6 separate regions of the Homo sapiens genome follow, and regions 1, 2, 3, 4 and 6 are each linked to region 5. The links are chromatin contacts, found by Hi-C or POLR2A ChIA-PET in ENCODE. All regions are on one chromosome and are shown on one strand. Each heading gives the region's core, a stretch centred on a gene start or an enhancer-like site at or near the end of the contact. The rest is flanking DNA. Distances are from core to core; before and after follow the strand shown.

The links. Hi-C counts contacts between places; a loop is a spot of excess contacts on that map. ChIA-PET counts read pairs that join two places held with the same protein, here RNA polymerase II (POLR2A). Pooled maps may share reads with other maps.
Region 1: a pooled map shows a loop between it and region 5 (3-fold over the local background). The contact joins the promoter of MSANTD2-AS1 here to the promoter of SLC37A2 in region 5. A Hi-C loop is called at or near these places in 8 of 37 single-sample maps with no recorded cell type and 7 of 50 pooled maps. POLR2A ChIA-PET finds 5 or more read pairs at or near these places in 2 of 52 experiments (K562 and OCI-LY7).
Region 2: a pooled map shows a loop between it and region 5 (4-fold over the local background). The contact joins the promoter of TBRG1 here to the promoter of SLC37A2 in region 5. A Hi-C loop is called at or near these places in 1 of 37 single-sample maps with no recorded cell type and 6 of 50 pooled maps. POLR2A ChIA-PET finds 5 or more read pairs at or near these places in 2 of 52 experiments (A673 and PC-9).
Region 3: a loop to region 5 is called in a map with no recorded cell type, with 2.4 times the contacts of the local background. The contact joins the promoter of ESAM-AS1 here to the promoter of SLC37A2 in region 5. A Hi-C loop is called at or near these places in 11 of 37 single-sample maps with no recorded cell type and 6 of 50 pooled maps.
Region 4: a pooled map shows a loop between it and region 5 (4-fold over the local background). The contact joins the enhancer-like site here to the promoter of SLC37A2 in region 5. A Hi-C loop is called at or near these places in 4 of 37 single-sample maps with no recorded cell type and 5 of 50 pooled maps. POLR2A ChIA-PET finds 5 or more read pairs at or near these places in 1 of 52 experiments (activated B cell).
Region 6: a loop to region 5 is called in a map with no recorded cell type, with 3 times the contacts of the local background. The contact joins the promoter of SIAE here to the promoter of SLC37A2 in region 5. A Hi-C loop is called at or near these places in 6 of 37 single-sample maps with no recorded cell type and 5 of 50 pooled maps.

Annotation. Positions count from the first base shown.
Region 1 is chr11:124,798,972-124,802,119 of GRCh38, reverse strand. MSANTD2-AS1 (MSANTD2 antisense RNA 1) reads right to left here and starts at 1,692. Exons shown (of 5, transcript NR_103862.1): 1 at 864-1,692; 2 at 1-136. It overlaps MSANTD2 (Myb/SANT DNA binding domain containing 2), which reads left to right and starts at 1,714. Exons shown (of 4, transcript NM_001308027.2): 1 at 1,714-2,249. The coding sequence starts at 1,740. RefSeq lists silencers at 1,362-2,031, 2,072-2,311, 2,712-2,791, 3,022-3,071 and an enhancer at 1,528-2,135.
Region 2 is chr11:124,621,489-124,624,666 of GRCh38, reverse strand. TBRG1 (transforming growth factor beta regulator 1) reads right to left here and starts at 1,803. Exons shown (of 9, transcript NM_032811.3): 1 at 1,434-1,803. The coding sequence starts at 1,583. LOC124902779 (a long non-coding RNA gene) reads left to right here and starts at 1,466. Exons shown (of 2, transcript XR_007062932.1): 1 at 1,466-3,178. RefSeq lists an enhancer at 1,657-1,726.
Region 3 is chr11:124,757,470-124,760,713 of GRCh38, reverse strand. It overlaps ESAM-AS1 (ESAM antisense RNA 1), which reads right to left and starts at 1,580. Exons shown (of 2, transcript NR_120577.1): 1 at 1,301-1,580. It overlaps ESAM (endothelial cell adhesion molecule), which reads left to right. Exons shown (of 7, transcript NM_138961.3): 2 at 2,187-2,365. RefSeq lists enhancers at 764-833, 2,327-2,486.
Region 4 is chr11:125,513,113-125,516,290 of GRCh38, reverse strand. No RefSeq gene overlaps it. Among named protein-coding and RNA genes, the nearest start is that of FEZ1, 18 kb to the right of the region's middle. Within about 2 kb of position 1,875, at least 9 of the 41 ENCODE cell types and tissues checked have a DNase peak (open chromatin) inside an H3K27ac peak, as active enhancers do.
Region 5 is chr11:125,061,483-125,064,729 of GRCh38, reverse strand. SLC37A2 (solute carrier family 37 member 2) reads right to left here and starts at 1,425. Exons shown (of 18, transcript NM_001145290.2): 1 at 1,304-1,425. The coding sequence starts at 1,362. RefSeq lists silencers at 1,137-1,216, 1,427-1,616.
Region 6 is chr11:124,672,398-124,675,394 of GRCh38, reverse strand. It overlaps SIAE (sialic acid acetylesterase), which reads left to right and starts at 1,656. Exons shown (of 10, transcript NM_170601.5): 1 at 1,656-1,753. The coding sequence starts at 1,687. SPA17 (sperm autoantigenic protein 17) reads right to left here and starts at 1,491. Exons shown (of 5, transcript NM_017425.4): 1 at 1,443-1,491; 2 at 1-157. The coding sequence starts at 130. RefSeq lists an enhancer at 1,381-1,560 and silencers at 1,470-1,628, 1,601-1,720.

The DNA.
Region 1 (3,148 bases), core at 443-2,942, 260 kb after region 5:
CATTTTACAGATGAAGAAAACAAGGCACTGAGAGCTTGGTTAAGTAACTTTGCTGAGGTCGCAGAACTGGAATTTGAAGCCTGGCAGTCTGACTTTAGAGTCCATATTCTTAACTGAGGTGCTAGACTGCATCTTTCTTTGGAAAAAAGGGAAGAGGATATCATAAATTCGGGAACTTCCTCAGGCTTCTTCTGTTAGCTTACAAACTATGGTTAGCATTTTCATATGACATACGAGAACAATTATCTCCTCCTCTACTTTATCCCTATTGCTTAATCCTTTGGCTTTTCAGTAACACCCAAAGACAACCAGTCATTCTCTCCAGTGAGTCTCAGAGTTAAAAATTTAGCTGTCTTCAATAAGAATGATACATTGGACTTTGGGGACTCGGGAGCTCAGGGGTAAGGGGAAGGCTAATGAGGGACAAAAGACTACACATTGGATACAGTGTACATTGCTCGGACGCACCAAAATCTCAGAAATCACCACTAAAAACCTTATTCATGTAACCAAACGCCACCTGTTACCCCCAAAAATCGATTGAAATAAAACAATAATTTAAAAAAGCACATACCCCCCAAAACATAGTTGACCTCAGCTTAAAAAAAACTAACATACATTTGTTATTTTAAAAAATATTGCATAGTTTATTTGCATTCATTGGTCAGCATCCTCAGTTATGTCTGCTTTGAAAGAAAAATCCGCTGAGGTTTTAAGTTAATGATCCAAGATATCCAATTAAGATTTTCAGCTTTGAAAAATATGGAAATACGGTACAGCTGTGTACTGGATGTGCTGTGCTACTGTTAAGTTCCAGCACTTTAAGGAACGTTTCAGGAGTGACTAATACACTAATTCATTACCAGAGGTCACAGAGCTGTCATAATTGACAGTGTTCTTTGAGTACGAAAAACCGGAAAACGATGCAACTTCCAAAGCACGGAGGATGGAGACTGGTATTGGAAAGTAACTTTTCTGCTGGGCTCAGGAGTTTTTATATGCTCAAGCTATAGACAACTGTACCAACGCAATAGACTAATGTAATCTAACTATTCTACAAACGGCCACACCTACCCAGACTAACTGGAAAACAATAGTTTATAACTGGAATTAAATAGTTGCTGTTCTTTAATTAATGAGATCGGTGTTCTTGAAAAGCTACAGCGTACGAACTCTACCCTGGTCCATATCTGCTTTTTAAAGCCTTCCCCAGAACCGCTCTCACTTCAGCCTTGGTGCCTTCCCGGATATACCCTCCAGAGGCTTCCCCGGTCCCCATCCTGGACGTCAGCCTCTGCACCTAGAGGCCGGCTTAGAGGGAAGACGGGCAGAGGCGGGGGAGACAGGAGAGAGAGAAACGGTCTATTCCTCCTTAACTCCGGGCCCCCTCGAGGGCCTCACCCCTCCTCCCGGGGGCTGAGATTGGAGAGGAAGTGGGAAGGCTCCAATCTGTTCCTCACTCCAGCGCCCTCATGCCCCCACCCTTCTCTTCAGCTCGGGGCTTCGGCGCGCCTCGTCCCCGCCCTTCGCCCCGGGAGAGGAGCGGGCGGCGTGGGAGGGCTCGCGGAGAAAGGCCCAGGGGAGTGGACGACCTCCGCCCGGCAGCCACATCCTCAGCAGCAGAGACCCGGAGCCATCCGCCCGCGGGCGAGCCAGGCCCGAGGGCAGCCCCGGAGACCGCGGTGGCCGGATGCGCGGGCGCGTCACTTCCGGGCGGTGCAGCGGCGGCCGCTTGGAAGATGGCTGCGCCCTGTGGCTCGGAGCTGCCCGCCAACTCGCCGCTAAAAATTCCGAAGATGGAGGTGCTTTCCCCGGCTTCTCCTGGTGGCCTGAGCGACGGAAATCCATCGCTGTCCGACCCTTCCACGCCTCGGGGTGCCTCCCCGCTCGGGCCGGGCAGTGCGGCGGGCTCGGGGGCAGCGGCGTCCGGGGGTCTCGGGCTGGGGCTGGGGGGCCGCAGCGCCGCCTCGTCCTCGGTCTCCTTCTCCCCTGGTGGCGGCGGTGGCGGGGCTGCGGCAGCCGCCGCCGCCGCCTGCCGGGGCATGTCGTGGACGCCAGCCGAGACGAACGCGCTCATCGCAGTGTGGGGCAACGAGCGGCTGGTGGAGGCGCGGTACCAGCAGCTGGAGGGAGCCGGCACGGTGTTCGGCAGCAAGGCCCCCGGGCCAGCCATGTACGAGCGCGTGTCCCGGGCCCTGGCCGAGCTGGGCTACGAGCGGACCCCGTCCCAGTGCCGGGAGCGCATCAAGGTAACCGGCCGCCCGGCCTGGGGCAGCGAACCAGAGGCAGAGAGAAGGCGGGGAAGCGGGCCTCGGGGGCGGGGGCCGGTCTGAGGGCAGGGCTCTCCTCCGGGGCCCGGTGGGCGATTCGCATCTCCTCCGCCTTTTTCTTCTCTCCCTGGGAAGGGGGCTTTTTCCCAGATGGCCGCCAGCCCGTAGGTTTCCTGAGTTTGAAGTTGGGCGTGCCTGCCGCCGCCCCTCTTTCTTGCCAATTGAGATGTTCCTGCGCTCTGAAGTTGGTAGTTTCTCATTGTGCGCCGTGCGGCAGTCCCCGTGCCGCTGGCGCCTCTTGCCCCCACCGCCGGGGCCCCTCGCTTTGTTCCAGGCGGAGGGGCTCCCAGGCAGAGGCTTACCGGCCGGGGCAGGATTGAGGAAGGGCAGAAGGGGGGGGCATTGAGCCCCTAGTTTAGGAATAGTTAATAAGTGGCCGTAGCGGAGCCATAGAAAAAGCGCCTTGGGACGACTGGCCTTTGTGTCAGTCGCTTTGCTTCTATCTTGAGCTACGAAGGACGAGTAAGACTAGAGATGCTTTGGAGAATTGGAAAGGCTTGATTGTAGCCAGATTGTGTATTGTTACCGCGGAGTTAGTGTACACCATAAAAGTTAGCTTGGCCAAGAGTTGGTCTGGAATTTGGATTGTCGATGCCTCCAGAGTTAGATTGGCTTGAGGCCCTGCGGTTTCTTAGGAAGCTCCTTCAGGAAAGCCAGTTTTTCCCTGCTTCAGTTTCTGTGCCGGATGTGGTGACAAGTAGAACTCTCAGTGTGCATCTGGCCGTCCTTGTGTACCTGCATGTTTAAATGCAGAGGCTTAATTTGGGCTAGAAATCTTAGCCAGGTTAAGATTTTGCTACTAGAACTGACTCTAGGCT
Region 2 (3,178 bases), core at 554-3,053, 440 kb after region 5:
ATACGGTGAACCAGGACTGTCCTGGGCAAGCCAAGATTAATGGTCACCCTAATTAGTATAGCCTTTGGCAAAGAAAAAGGCATACTGCTTAAATCCTTATATGCTTAAATTAAATACTATAAATATGAAAACTGTCTATTCCCAAGTGCCTCAACTCTTGAAAAACTTACAAAGCCAGTCTAACCCAAATAGAGAAAAACTGGACAGAACAAAATCAAATTTAGTGTGTAAAATTCTTAAACTTCACAATCTACTTATACGAATTCAAGTATTATCTTTTTTCTTTTTTTTTTTTTTTTTTTTGTAAATGATGACTCAATCTATCTCCCAAGCACCAATCCTGAAGGGAATGCTGAATCTGAATGCCCCCATAGGTGGAACTTCAAACTCTCAATGTTCAAAACAACATCGCTTTTTCTTCACAAAATCTTCATTATGTATTTGATGGAACCAATATCCTTGAAATAACATAAATTCCAAGCTTTAGGTACCTTTGACGTATAGGGGATAAAAGAAAGGGAACAGTCAATCAGATGCTAAGTTCTCTTAGTTTTACTTTTCTTGTTTCTCTCCAGTGCAAATAGCAAGCAATACACATAGCAAGTGCTGAATAAGTGCTTTTGGAATGTGTATTCTAATTTCTGAACCTTTCCTTATGCTTCCAAAAATGCTGAGAGACGTTCAAGCTTTTGGTAGAGAGAAGAGATGAACTGTTGACTTGGATGTGGGGGGACATTTGAGGACTCCACCCCTATTTCCAAGCACTGAGGCAAGCCAAACTATTCTAATATAAAGTTATGGCTGGCAAGCTATATTAAGTTTATTCACTCAATAAATCCAGTGCTTCTACAATAAAAGAAAGGAAGAAACACTTGGAACACTCAAAGGTTAGAGGGGGGAAATTACTGACAGTTTCATGTACCTCTTTGGGCAAAGGGTCAGTTATGGGGATTTGAGGTGCTCAGAAAATAGTCTGTGTACTGGAAGTCATAAAACGGAATCAGGTTTATCTAAGTTGGAGTCAGGGCTCTGACACAGTACCCTTGGGCAAATCATCTCTCTGGGCTTCAGTGTTCTCATTTTACAAATAATGCCTAATTCTCAGGGCTGTATCTCGAGAATCAAACACATTTCCTAGAGTCCTGCAGTAACAACGATGACTAAAATTTATTGGTATGTCTTTTACGCACCAAGCACTTTTCTTTACTCATTTAATATTCATTATTCTGCAAGACAGTTACTAGCTCATTTACAGATGAGGACACAGAGAAATTACGTAATTTGTCCAAGGACACAAGGCTAACAAGTAGTAACGTATACGGAAAAGCCAACACTGTATTAATACTGTCACACTGGGAAGGGGGAACAGCTTGGGGAAAGATTTTGTGAGGGAGTCTCCAGGAGGGGACCGGCTGAACGTGGGTCAGACTCACAAACACCGTGGCCTTGGCCGCTTTGCGCAGCCGCAGGTACTTCAGCCGGTACTTCTCATTCTGGCTCTTCTTCGGGAGCTTTTTCATCCTGGCCTTGCTGGACTGCAGCGGAGCCCGCGGCGAGGAAGCGAGGCCGTCCAGCAGGCTCATGGTCCAGCCCCGCTACGGGGGCCCCAGGACGCTGCCGGCATCGGATCCTAAGTCGGGGAGCGGGCGGGAGCGCTGGCTTTGTCTGTTCCGGGCTAGCGGAATCGGGCCTCTAGGAATCTAGCTCTCCGGGACGTTCCCAGGGCTGACCGCAGGGCCAGAGACACCCGCAACCGAACGGGCTCCCGGCGCCTCCCAGCACTTCCGTGTCTGTCTTGGAAGTAAGCCCTTCCCGGAAGTTACGTCCCGGTGTCGGCAGTGTGTAACTTCCGGGGCAGGGAGAGTAGGGTGGTCTGGGCGGTGCGATCGTGGGCACCGGGAGGAAAGAGACAGCTGGGGGCTAGTGCTGGATGAGGAGAGGAGGGAGGGCCGGCGGCCGTGTGCTTAGCTGAAGGGTACTATAGTTGAACCAACGAACTAACAAGAAGCTTACCAATGCGAGCTCTCATTCACGCTCCCCCGCTGGGCCACTGCGTTTTAATACGTTTTTCATGCTTCGTGCAGACAGGCTTTCCCAGACTGTAGGACAAAGTGAGCCCAAGTGCTGGGACTCTGCTTCTTTCCCTGCTTCGTTCCTTTCTGCAGCTCACAGAAATGTGTTTGCAGGGCCTCCTAATGCTATCATCTTCCCAGGAGCTGGGAACACAGTAGTGAACAGGAAGAAAGGCCTTGGCTCTTTCTAGTAGGGAAGATGAGAGATTTAACACGCAGTTTTAATACTAGCACTAAGTAGGCACTCAGTAAATGTTTGTCTAGTGAAACCAGAAGTGTATTTCTGTACATAATATGTACATGTATATGGTTCTAACTTTACAACCAAGGTCTATTTAAAATTAGGGAAGATAGAAAAATCTTTAGGGTGCGGTATTGGTAAGTGACCCAGGCTGGATGGCAGAAGGCTTGCTTGCATCTTCTTCCAGCGATGCCAATAACTAGTTCAGTAACTCTCTAGTTTTTTCTCTCAAAAAAAAAATTTGCTGTTCTGCTGTATTTTGTCCTTGCGGGCTTTGGGGTCTGACTTTATTTGTATTATTTATTTTCATATACATGTATCACATCTAGGGGGAAGAAAAGTGCTATCCTTTGTCCTAGTTTGCAGGCTGTTTTGGCCAATGGACTTTAGTGGGATTTGCATGAAGATATTTTTTGTTTCTTCTTCATTGGACACATTTCCTTACACTTACAAAACATTTCATTCGAACTTTAGAAATTTAGAAAATATAGTACAAGAAAGGTTTAAAAATCCATAATGCTACCACTTGGAATGAACTACTTTTACCATGTTAGTATATGTGTCTAATATTTTATGCATTTTTGTATAGGTTAGACAATACTGAAAATAAAGTTTTCTTTTTGTTCATTTACCATTGTATCATTTCAGTTTCACAAATGTTAGTATAGCTTCCTTATAAGCATAATTTTAAGTGGCTGGTTAATATTCCAGTTATGGCTATATTATATTTTGCATAATTATTTCCATGTTCTTTGACTTTTTGGTCAATTCCATTAAAAGCATATCTTTGCGTCCAAAGCTTTTTCCATATAGGACTGTTCAGAGGCTGGATATGTGTGCTCCACAAAGGTCATGCCACTGAGCA
Region 3 (3,244 bases), core at 331-2,830, 300 kb after region 5:
ACCCCAGCTTTGAGCCTCAGTTTGTCAGACTGAAGACCTGGACTCAAAAGTTCCAATCGGTCCCCCTGGGGGGTTGCCCAGTTCCCGCCAGCCACTCGAGGGTTAAATGGCACTGGTGACCCCGGTGCAACGTGCAGGCGCCCGGCTCCGCTCTTCTGGGCTCTGGAGGAGGCTCTCCGGCTCAGTAGGCTCCTCGGCGGCTCAGTGCTGCTGCCCCTGGGGCGTGAGAAGCCCGCGGGGGGAGTTTCTCAGAGAAAGAGGGAGACTAAAAATAGCCCCGGGGAGCGGGCCCATTTCGCTCTCCTTCGGCCCCTGCCGGCTCCCTCACTCTGGCCTCGGAGAGGGCTGTGGGCCGGAAGGGTCCCTTTCTTGGGCTGTCCCAGTGTCCTTCGATCAGACCCAACCAGACTCCTTTTCTCTCCCAGTGGCTCCGTGGACCCTGGGACCGAAAAAAACGGACCAGTTGGTGACTTCCGAGCCAGCAGACACCCAGGAGGGAGAGCAGAAAAGCCTCAGGCCCTCTTCTGTTCCTAGTTTCTGACAGGGCGAAGGGCAAGGAGCATGTGCCCAGACCCCAGTGTGTCCGTTACTATCTCTTTTAACTCTCCTCTACCTTCTGGAAAGTGGAATTATAAATGTGGGACCTGGGGAGGTCGCTGGTGGTCCACAAGGTGAAGGAAGGGCGCGCCCCTTCTGGGCCCCAGGCAGTTTCCCGGCGGAAACCCTTTCTGGCCGCCGGGTGTGTGTCGTAGAAAGGCTGGGGGAGAGCCGGCAGCACCTGCAGGCTCCAGGCGTGCCCGGCCTCAGCGGAATGGCCAGCGGGCCGGGTCCCCAGGGGGCGTCCAGCTCCTTGAGGCGGGGATTGTTTCCTCCCGTAGAGCCTCCGGTCTAGTGGCCCCCCCTTCATTGTCTTCTGCCTTATCACTGGGTACAAATTTCCTGCCCAGACCACAGAGATCCTCCAGGAAATGGGAAGGGGGATGCTGCGAAGGCCAAGTAACAGAGGTGGGGGTTCTGTACGGCGCAGCCGGGAAGCGGTGGGGGAGGCTTGCATCCTGGCCGGATCGGCTCCCAGCCCTTAGAGGCCTTCAGCCTGGCTCTCCTAGGGCGAGGGTGGAGAGCGGGGCCTGGCTGCGGCCTCTTCCCGCGGCGTTGGCCGCCTGCTCGCCACGCGGAGGTGGCGTCTTCCGCTCCGAGGCAGAGGGCCGAGGCCTGGAGGGAGTAGGGCCCGGGACTGGAGCGGCGATCATCCTCAGGCCTGGCCGTGTGCAAGCCCAAGGTTATTCCCCAAAGGGCTTACCAGTTGGCTGCTCTGTTGCCTCCCCGAAGGGCAAAGGATGAGTATTTCTGGACGCCGTGGTGCAAACGATGGCCCCCTCCTTGAAACCAACACCCCGGTCCACCCCCTGAGCGCCGGACACACTCAGGGGAGGCTTCATACTTGTCTAGAGACCGTCGTTCGCGCTGCCCTTAATTCCTTGCCACCCGAGAGTTCTCTGCCCAGATCGCCCGAACCCCAGAAGGGCTCCGAGGAGCTTTCTGGGTTTCAACCCTCCGTTTTCCGAGGGAAGCCCGCCTCTGAGATTGCGCGGGAGGGCGGGGAGCATCGCATTCACTGGGTCAGGCTTGGGCGCTGGGCTGCTCTGCTCTCTCCAGCTCCTGGCAAGCTCAGAAGGAGCCGCAGGGTTAATAGGTAACCAGACGGCCTCCCAAACCCCTCCGCCCTTTGAGAACTCGGGAGTGAGGGACCCTGGCGGCCCGGAGCAGCATCCCTACTCTCCCTCAGGAAAACTAGGGAAGCAAGTGGGCTACGTGGCGCGTACGACAGAAACAGTCGGTCCACCCTTTCTTCTCATATCTTCCCCTCCTCGCTGGAAATCTGCCCCCTCTCTTTGATGCTCAGAAATCTGCGCCTCTGGATACGAATAAATGCATATAAATGTGTCCCCATCCCCGCTACAACTGCAGAGGCTGGCGGTGGAGAGAAGTCGTGATGAAATGGGAAGCAGGACACTGAGCCAGTGGTCCCTGGGCACCCCTTGAGGCCTCCAGGGGCCGGACCCCGCAAGGTTCCTCTTTCCAGTTAAAGCGACTTTCCTCGCTCTCTGGTGAAGCCGCGTAGGGCAGGGTCCGCGGGCGGAGCTGGGAGCCGGTCCTGGGCACTCACGCCTCGCTCTTGTCTCCAGCGCCCCCCTCGCGGGCCCAGCTGCAACTGCACTTGCCCGCCAACCGGTTGCAGGCGGTGGAGGGAGGGGAAGTGGTGCTTCCAGCGTGGTACACCTTGCACGGGGAGGTGTCTTCATCCCAGCCATGGGAGGTGCCCTTTGTGATGTGGTTCTTCAAACAGAAAGAAAAGGAGGATCAGGTGAGGGAAGAACGCCTGTCAGCCAGCGGCAAGTTGCGCCCAGAGGGGGTTGTAAGCAAAGAGCTGGTAGCGGTGGGAGGGGTGGAGAGGGAATGGGGGCCGGGGAAGGAGTTTCAGGGAAAAGCAGAAGTCTTCACCAGTTCAGTTTTTGTTCTGATATTGGAGACTTCCCAAACAATTATCTTTTGCCGGCTTTCCCTAAAAATCCAGCACACAAAATACTGTAAAAGTGTGAGAGGCATTTTACTTGGTTATGAGGGAGGAGAGGAGGAGGGGAAGAATGGAAGTTGAGGACTGGGAAACGCTTAGGGGAAGTAACACACACGACTTATAAAAGTTAGCATATTTCTGGCCTGACTCAGTGACTCATACCTGTAATCCCAGCACTTTGGGAGGCCGAGGTGGGCACATCACTTGAGGCCAAGAGTTCGAGAGCAGCCTGGCCAATATGGTGAAACCCCCGTCTCTGCTAAAAACACAAAAATTAGTCGGACATGGTGGCACCCGCCTGTAATCCCAGCTACTTGGGAGGCTGAGGCAAGAGAATTGCTTGAATCCACAAGGTGGAGGTTGCAGTGAGCCAAAATCCAGCCACTGCACTTCAGCCTGGGCGACGGAGTAAGACTCTGTCTCAAAAAAAAAAAAAAAAAAAAAAGTTAGCATATTTCTGTTTTCACATTCTCTGCTTTGAATACTGTCAAGTCACAGGCCACTTCTCTTCCCAAATGATTCTCATCTGTCACCTTGCCCCCCTGTATACCACCTTGAGAGCCAAGGGGCCATCTCCTCCCACAATCTCCCACCCATCTGTTTTGACACCGGGCTTACATCCAAATACAGATTTACCCCAGAAGAGAATGAAACAATGTTCAGAACCCC
Region 4 (3,178 bases), core at 626-3,125, 450 kb before region 5:
ATTAGGGAAAAATAACTATTGCAGAAGAAGGAGTGAGCAGCAGCGTGGTTAGCAGAGCCCTGCCAGTACTTGTTTTAGACTCAGCTAAAATCCTTCTCAGCATTTTTTTTTTTTTGCACTGGAGTCTCGCTCTGTCACCCAGGCTGGAGTGCAGTGGTGCAGTCTCGGCTCACTGCATCCTCTGCCTCCCAGGTTCAAGTGATTCTCCTGCCTCAGCCTCCGAGTAGCTGGGATTACAGGCGCCCGCTGCCACACCCAGCTAATTTTTGTATTTTTAGTAGAGACAGGGTTTCACCATGGTGGCCAGGCTGGTCTCGAACTCCTGACCTCAGATAATCTGCTCGCCTCGGCCTCCCAAAGTGCTGGGATTACAGGCGTGAGCCACAGCGCCTGGCTCATTCTTGTTTTTTTTGATGAACATAGTGGGAACGTGGCTATCCTGAACTTTGGAGTCAGATGGCTCTCTGGGTTAGAACTCCTGCCTTACCCCTTCTTAGCTGTGTGAGCCTTGAACAAATTATCCCATCCCTGAGAGCCTGTTTTCTCATTTTCCTAAACAAAGGGTAATCATACATACTTTATAAGGTCATTGTGCAAATAAAATGAGATGAAAAGTTTAACAAACAGTATTGTTAGGTAAAGCTCCTTACATAGTAAGCACATAAATGGCTGCTCTTGTTACGCTGCTTGCTTTTTAGAAATGAATCTGTTTGGGTAGTAGTGTAGCATCACCTGAGACCTGACTAAGCTTTTGTTTGCTTATTTGTTTAAGATTCATTGACTTTTTAAAAAATCACACTTTTACTGAGATATAATCACATACCATAAAATTTACCTTTTCATTTATTATTTAGAGACAGGGTCTTGTTCTGCTGTGCAGGCTAGAGTGCAGTGGTGTGATCACAACTCACTGCAGCCTCTACCCCTTAGGGTCAAGTGATCCTCCTGCCTTCTTAGTCTCCCAAGTAGCTGGGGCCACAGGTGTGTGCCACCCTACCCAGCTAATTAAAAAAAAACTTGTTTGTAGAGATGGGGTCTTGCTATGTTGGCCAGTCTGGTCTTGAACTCCAGGATTTAAGCAATCTTCCTGCTTTGGCATTCCAAAGTGCTGGGATTATAAGCATGAGCCACAGCATCCAGCCACACTTTTTTTTTTTTTTTTTTTGAGATGGAGTTTTGCTCTTGTTGCCCAGGCTGGAGTGCAATGGCGCAATCTTGGCTCACTGCAACCTCCGCCTCCCAGGTTCAAGTGATTCTCCTGTCTCATCCTCCCAAATAGCTGGGATTACAGGCATGTGCCACCCCATTTGGCTAATTTTGTATTTTTAGTAGAGACAGAGTTTCTCCGTGTTGGTCAGGCTGGTCTTGAACTCCCGACCTCAGGTGATCCGCCTGCCTCGGCCTCCCAAAGTGCTGAGATTACAGGCGTGAGCCACCACGCCCAACCAGCCACCCTTTTAAACTACACAATTCAGTGGCTTTTAGTATAGTCACAGAGTTGTGCAACAATCACATAACTACTTCCTTTTACTATCTACCACAATTTAATTTTAGTGCATTTTCATCATCCCACCCCCCGCCACACACACACCCTGCCAAACTAAAGAAACCACACATCCGTTAGCAGTCACTCTCCACAGCCCCTGGCAACCACCAATCTACTTTATGTTTCTATTGTGAAAAGAAATTACATTTTGGGACCCCAGAGTCATTTAGCCAAAGGGAAAAGTCAAAAATCAGATATGCATTTGTGTCTGGCAGGCCTGTACCTGTAAAGATAACCTATCAATTTGCATGCCACAGTGATGTTTTAGCAGCTCACCAGGAATTTCCTTGTGGGCAAAATATGGGGAAATTCCCAGTGAGCTGTTAAAACGTCACTATGGCAATGCAAATTGTTAGGTCATCTTTACAGGTGCAGGCCTGCCAGACACAAATGAATATCTGATTTTTCCCCTACTCCATTTTGTCTGTGTTATCTTATGTAAAATGCAGATTCCCCACATTTTTCCTTTGCCCCTTTTGCTTATGTGAAAACTGTGTGCTTCTCAATATCCCACCCTTTCCCCCTTAAATTTGGAGCCTCAAAATCATCTTCAGAGAAAGGCATAGACCTGTCTCCAGGATGCGTCCTTAACTTTGGCAAATAAATCTAAAATGATTGAGACTTGTCTCATCATTTTCTTCAATTGACACTATGTAGACATTTCATGTACATGAAATTACGTACCATGTGCCTTTCTGTGTCTGCTGTCTTTCACTCAACATAATGCTTTCAAGCTTATCTGTGTTGTAGCATTGTATCAGTATTTTGTTCTTTTTATGGCTGAATGACATTTCATTGCATGGATATACCACAATTTGTTTATCCATTTATCCCTTGATGGACATTTGGGTTTGTAGGAGTGAAAGGAACTCTCCTTCCACCCTTTAAAGGCTCGATAATCTCTGGAATAAACTTGACAGTAGACAGATTAACAGGAGAAAAGGCATACAAATTTATTACATGCATATGTATAGGAGTTCCACAAAATATGAGACACAAAGGAGGGCCAGATGGTTGAAGCTTAAATAGCATTGTGAGCTACAGAAAAAATTAGCTTGGCACAGTGGCTCACACCTGTAATCCTAGCACTTTGGGAAGCTGAGGTGGGAGGATGGCTTGAGCCCAGTAGTTCCAGATCAGCCTGGCCAATGTGGCAAAACCCTATCTCTACCAAAAATGCAAAACTTAGCTGGGTGTGGTGGCATGCCCCTGTAGTTCCAGCTACTCAGGTGGCTGAGGTAGGAGGATCACTTGAACCAGGGAGATCAAGGCTGCAGTGAGTACAGTGAGCTGTAATTGCACCCACTGCACCCCAACCTAGACAACAGAGTGAGACCCTGTCTCAAAAAAAAAAAAAAAAAAAAAAAGAATTAGAAGCTTAAAGACTCCTGGAGGGTGGTGGCAACAAGCTGTGGGAGAGTGAGGGGAGGAAGAGCACTGCAAGCAAAGGTTGTCTTATTATGCAGAAGAAGTCTCTCAGGTAGCTCTCAGAAGCATAAGTGAAAAGTCTGTCTGGGCATGATGTCCTAGATGTGGAGACATTTAGTCTCCTCTCTTAGAGATCATATAGATTCCAGGGAGTGAGTTCATGACACTTCATTTCTTCTGGAGGGATTTCTCTTAGTCAGATAA
Region 5 (3,247 bases), core at 176-2,675:
GAAAATCTTTAACATGGGTTCATTCTTATGTCTTTGTGAGAGTCAGGATTTTAATCTTTTTCTGAAAAATATCTTTTAACAGTCTCCAACTCAAAAAAGACTAGGTAAATAATCTAAACGAGTGAAGAAGGTTAGAATTGATGAGAGCTCTCAACAATTAAAAAGTGTGTAGGGTAGCCAATTGTCTCATTTTGCCCAGGATTGAGAGGGTTGCCGACAAAAGACTGTTTCAAAACCAGGACAAATTGGCCACTTTAATAGCACCTGCCCTATCTAAAGGGGACTCCTCAATCCTATTCATTTAATTTGGAAATTTAGGCCCAGTATTGCTACATCATCCATTTTTCTTTTCTTTCCTTTTTTTACTTCTAGAGACAGGGAGGGGTGTGAGGGGGGAATGGAGGGGTGGTCTCACGATGTTGGCCAGGCTGGTCTCGAACTCCTGGCCTCATGTAATTCTCCCATCTTGGCCTCCCAAAGTGGTGGGATTACAAGCATGAACCACCATGCCCGGTCCACGTCGTCTATTGTTCAAGAGAAGTCTGGAATCTAGCTATTTTTGTTAAATTTTATGATTTGTAAATAATGGCAACTAACACAATATTTTAAAAACTGTGCAGACCAAACGGACTGCTCCAATGGTTGACCGCCTCTAAGGAAGAGTGGCTGAAACCCCTCCACCCCACCTTGCAGCCCAACATGTGGTCCCTGCGGTCAGGAAGAGAACCTCTGTGAAGCCCTTCTCCCACTGCCGAGGGGCTGCCCTGCTCTGCTCTGAGAGCTGTGCCCTTTCCAGGTGCTGAAAGGCCTCGAGACGAGCTCCCAGGACCACTGAGTTCTGGCCTTGGTGTTCGAGGGCTAAAGGAGACCAAGAGGGACACTCACAAACCCCAGTGGCAACCCCTTTCCTCTACCATCCCCTGGCCTCGGTTCCCCAGCCTTCGAGCCCAGGTTCCCCAGCTGCCCAACGACAGAAAGGCGCTCTGAAGGCGCCCCGGATGTGTGTTAGGAGGGGAGGATGGAAACGGGAAACGATGGAGACCCTCCCTGGCAGCCTGTTCTTCCCCAGTGTCACCGAGCCAGCGTCGCGGGGTCTGGGGGAGCGCGGGCGGAGTTGGGCAGGGAGGGTTATCAACCTCCGAGGCGGGCGCCGCTGGAGGAGCTCGGGACCAAGTCCCCCCAGCACCCCTGGCCACGCGGCGACGCCGGGGCCGATCTGGGGTGATCTCCGAGGCCCCCCGCGGCCCCTGCAAGCCCCGAGCCCAGGAGGTCCCGGCACGCCTCCCTCCCCTGCCCCGCTCACCAGCTGTCCCTGGAGAAGGCCCGGAAGAACCAGACTCCCGGAGCCAGGGAGGACCGCATTTTGCCTGACCGGTACCTAAGGCTGAGTCGACGGAGGAGGCTACAGAGCTGGGCGCGTGTCCCGGGCTGGACTGGCTGTCAGCGGGGTTTAAATGCCCCGCCGGCCGGCCCGCCCTGGCCCCGCGGCCTGAGTACGGCAGCGCCCGCCCCCTTGCGCCCGCCCTCGGGGTCGGGTCCAGCGCAAACCCGCCAGTCGTCCCTAGCCCGGCCGCTGGCACCACAGCGCTCCTGTGCTTTGCTTCCCCGCCACTGCCCGACAGCTCTGAGGTGCTGGGGCTCCTCATTCCGCCCTGCACTTTCTGCCTCACCACCCGCTGGGGAACCGAAAGCAGCAATCTCGACGCTGTCCGGTGTGACGTGCCTGCCTGCCCGCACTACCCCGCAGCGCTTCCTGTCCTAAAAAGCCATGGGCTCCGACACGGGCGGGACACGAGACGCTGGAGGGCTGGAAGTCACACTCAGCGGCCCTGCATGACTAATCTCGGTACTCTCACCTTCTGGGAGCGCAGGAGTTTTTTTCGTGGGCGGGGGCGGGGGGGGGACAATATTCGGCCCCAAACACACCACAGGCTCAGGCTGGGGCTTCCTGCCCTGCTCATATTCCACAGGACCCCACTCTTCCCCGGCTTCACAGACACCGGCCCCCACGCGCTCCCGCCATGACAATGTGGCAGTCACTCCTGCTCTCCTTTCTGGAGGCAAGCAGCCACCAGGCAGGGACTTCTGTGGTCCTGAAAGTGACTGCCTCTAGCCTGAAGATTTCAGGGTATGTTTCCACTGATAATTGTGAGATCCTTGTACATGAACCCAAGGGTGAAATACAGAAGGCTGCAAAGGGAAGTATTCCCCTGAGGAATAAAGTTAATAGAACATAAAACAGGAGTGTCGGAGCAAATGGGTTTCAGCCCTAACCCCACCCTGCCCCTAATTCCTAGGAGTGCCCAGGCCCTACGCGCAAGGTCAGAGAAGTGGAGTAACAACTCCACCAAACAGATTAGGACCTAGAATAATGGGCTTGGCTCGTACCAGCCCTAGAATCAAGAAAAAGAGGGTAAGCAGAGTTGTAAAAGCCTCTGTTAATCCCAGGCAGTCAGGGGGCATAGGTCTAGTGGCAGAAATGAAGACGGTAACACGCCAACGACAAAAGGTAAAGGAATAGAGAAAAGAAGAAAGGCATAAGTAGAAGGGAGGCCCAAATAGGGTGCAGAGGCTTGAAACACCAAAGGACCAGTGTCATTAGCGGCAATTCACTAAATCAAACCCCTGATTAGACCACTCACTGTACTTGGGGGTATATTCATTTCACTCTTACAAGTCAGTTAGGTGGCTATTACCCACCTAGGTAAGGTGACTTTATGTCCTGGTTTGCCTGGGACAATCCCAGGAGACACCTGCTGTCCCAGAATCTATGATGGACCCATTCTAGGGTCAATAATCACAGGTACCCCAGGTTAAGGTACTCCTTTAAGGGGCAGCAAATAAACTAGAGGAATGAGCTGATATCCCCAGGAAGGGAATTATTCCTACGCTGCTTATTTCTGAGGGACTAAAGGGAAGGATAAAATTGGAATCCAGTTGAGCCAAGGAAGCAGCTGAAGTTCCTTGATGCTACATTTGAGGAGTAGGTGGACATCACCAGAGGAATGGAAGAGACCATCTCCAGGGCTTCAGAGGTGCTGTCCAGACTTCAGCAGTGTGGAACATCTGTCTTTCCATTTCAGACAGAAGCCAAGAATAAGGGTCACTCCTGCTCATTTGTCAGGAAGCTGTGTTCCTGCCTCACAGGGGACCATGCCTATCTGAGGCTGGGACTCTAAGAAAGGCATTAGGAATATGCCCTCATGGTAGTACGGCTATTGTTCACAGTGCACCAAGTAGCTGGGAG
Region 6 (2,997 bases), core at 407-2,906, 390 kb after region 5:
CAAAATAGGCTGCTGCAAAAGCTGGTATATTGTCCGGTTGCTCTCTCAGAATCTCGCGTGTCAGCCCTTCAAGAAGATTCCCAAATCCTTGTGGAATTCGGTAGTGGGTGTTGGAGAATGGAATCGACATCTTCTTGGTAAGAACTGCCTATGGAACCTAAAGATTCATTAAAGAGTACTGTCTTTAAATTTGTCTGATTTTACTTATATAATCACAACTATGCCAACAAATTATTTCTGAGACTCATACATCTGGACTTGAATTCTTTTTTCCCTAACACAACCCAAGCCCATCCATTTCTTCCAAAGAGTTTTGAAATCTCCATTGTGAATTAGTATAATACAAACACAGACCCATTCACTAGGCCAAATCATTTAAAATCCTGCAAAAAACCCATAATTTTCAATATGACTTTTTCTCTCTTTACCCTTTATATGCTCAAAAGGTAAGGGTAATTTTTGCTATCACACAGGAATTTAGAGAGAATGATTGCTAAAAAGTTAAATTCATTGTCAATTGCTGAGAAGACCTTCTTTGAGGTCTATTTTTTTTTAAAGAGTAGAAATTAGTCCTGGTTCTAGAAATTAATTTGTTGAATGAAGAAGTTGCACAATCTTTCCCCTTGCTGCCACTTCTGAAGCATGACCCACAATGCTTCGAACACCTTCGTACTGTGGAATGGGGTTGTGCGTGCGTGTGTGTGAGGGAGGGATGGGATGGGATGGGGCTGTGTGTCATGATTTTGAAATCCCAGCCTCTAAAGTTTTAGAATTCTTATATTTTTCGGTTTCTTCTTGATCAGGTTGTCTCTTTCTGTCTTGAAATACAAGGGCTAGATTAAGGGTAGCTGCTAAGCAGCGGGCTGAGCTACTACTGAGTATGAAAAGAATCCTCCGGGACCTGGCCTGTTAATGTGAGAGTGTGCGTCAATGCGGAATAGAGGCGGAGGCCGTGGTAGGGGTCCAGGTTGGGAGAACTGGACGGTTTAATGAGGCTCAGACTATGGAGGGTTCTCGTTTCATCGCTTTTTTTTTCTTTGAGAGGGGGTCTCTGGCCTCGAACTCCTGGGCTCCAGCGATGATCCCGCCTCAGCCTCCCGAGCAATTGGGATTACAGGCGCGCGCCACCACGCCTGACTCCTCTCTTTTGCTTTTTCTGAGGGAGCAGTAGATGGGGGTATCGAACCATTCTAGAGTGGTGAAAAGAGCTGGCGAGATTCTGAACCAATGTGGGCAGAGGAGGGCGGGCGGAGGGGGCAGACGGGTCTAGTCGGGGGCGGGATGTTGAGGACCTGGGATTTCAGACTCGCGCAGAATGGGCTGCCTCGGCTCCCAAACGGCCCAGGGCTCCGAGGCTGTGTCTGGGATGCTGAGAGAATAAGAGAGACGAAGGGAAAAGGCTAGGTCTTGGTATCGGAGAGGAAGTGGGGAAGCGGCCTCACCTCCTTTCTCTCCGAGCTGGTGCCGCCGGTTCCGGTTGTTTTTCTAGTTGCTGGGTAACCGTTTTTTCTTTAAAAAAAAAAAAAAACTACGGCGGCCGAGAAGGGGCGAGTACAGCCCAGTCCTGAGGTCGCGGGAGGCTGCGAGGACTGCAAAAGGGTGGAGTCGGCCTCGCCCCCGCCCAGGCCCCGCCCCTGCCGGGAACCCACTTTCCCAGTCCTAGGCGGCGGTCAGATCCTTGCAAGCATGGTCGCGCCGGGGCTTGTACTCGGGCTGGTGCTGCCATTAATCCTGTGGGCCGACAGAAGTGCAGGTGAGGCGGCCCGGCTCGGCCGGACCCCTGCCCCTCAGCCTGTGCGGGCTCCGAGACCCCGTGTCCTCTGCGGGACACGGATCCGCGCCCCTTTCTCAAGGTCGACGAAGGAACCTAGCTAGGCTAGGGGCTCGCGTCTCCGACCGAGGCCCGGTCTGCAGGAGTCTGCTGGGTTGAACCCCGGCCTCTCCACTTTCTCCACCCCCCACTTACCATCCCTGACATGCAGCCTGTGAGCAGGGAGAAAGTGCGGCTTGTCTGAGTGGGGAGGCCCAAATGTGCCCAGAAAGAGGCCTTCGGGGTCCTGGAGTAACTGCAGGGGAGCTCGGAGGGAAGGAGGCGAAGCTAGTTAGGTAATATTTGGAAACAGGTGACTGAATCTTCCAAAACATTTCAGCGCTACCCCCTCAGTGGTGCCCTTGGGGAGGGTTTGCTTCAGGCGGGGTTCCTTAGGGGAATTAAATTTTACTCGTTTAAGTGGTTATCAGGGCTAAGAAATACAACCCCCTCACTAGCTCTGACTATTTAAGGCTCAGTTTTGATTTCTGGTACCGCTTACAGATATTGGTGGTGGGAAAATGTGAGTGGCATAGGGGAGGCTGGTGGCTCCCTTTGGCTGTTGCGCAGGTCAGATCTTGCCATTCGAATACCCTAGGCTGGACACTGGGTCACAGTATGGAGAAAGCAGAAGGTGCAATCTGTCTGATAATGCAAACTAAAGTGATAATGTTGGATTTCTTCCTTTCTGTTTCAAAACACTCAAAGAGTGGACCCCAGAGATCCCTGTTAAGAAATGATAGTTGGGGTAGGAGAACAGCGTGCAGAAAAATGACTCCTGCTCTACCTGAGAGCCGGAAAAGTACCTAGATTCAGACAAACTGCAGCCCATAAATGATTGTTCAGAGTCTAACAAAAGTGCAAAATGCTAGCACTCTGTATGCCATTTCCTGACTCTTATCTCCACTCAGTGACCTTTGAGATCCATCTTATGAGGTGGGGAAAAGATATTTTATTAGGTTTTCAGTTAAAGGCTGTTTATTTTAGTGTCAGTATTTTATCTCCTCCTTTGGGTCTTATTGTTACATCACCTTCATTAACATTGATCACATTTTTCATTCATTAGTACTCTACTTGGTTGCGTATCCTGACGTTTTTCCTTTAAGTCATTCTCCCTGTGCCCATGTTTACCATGTAATGCTTGAGATGTACAAAATTATATGTAACAATGACACAATAAAATGAAC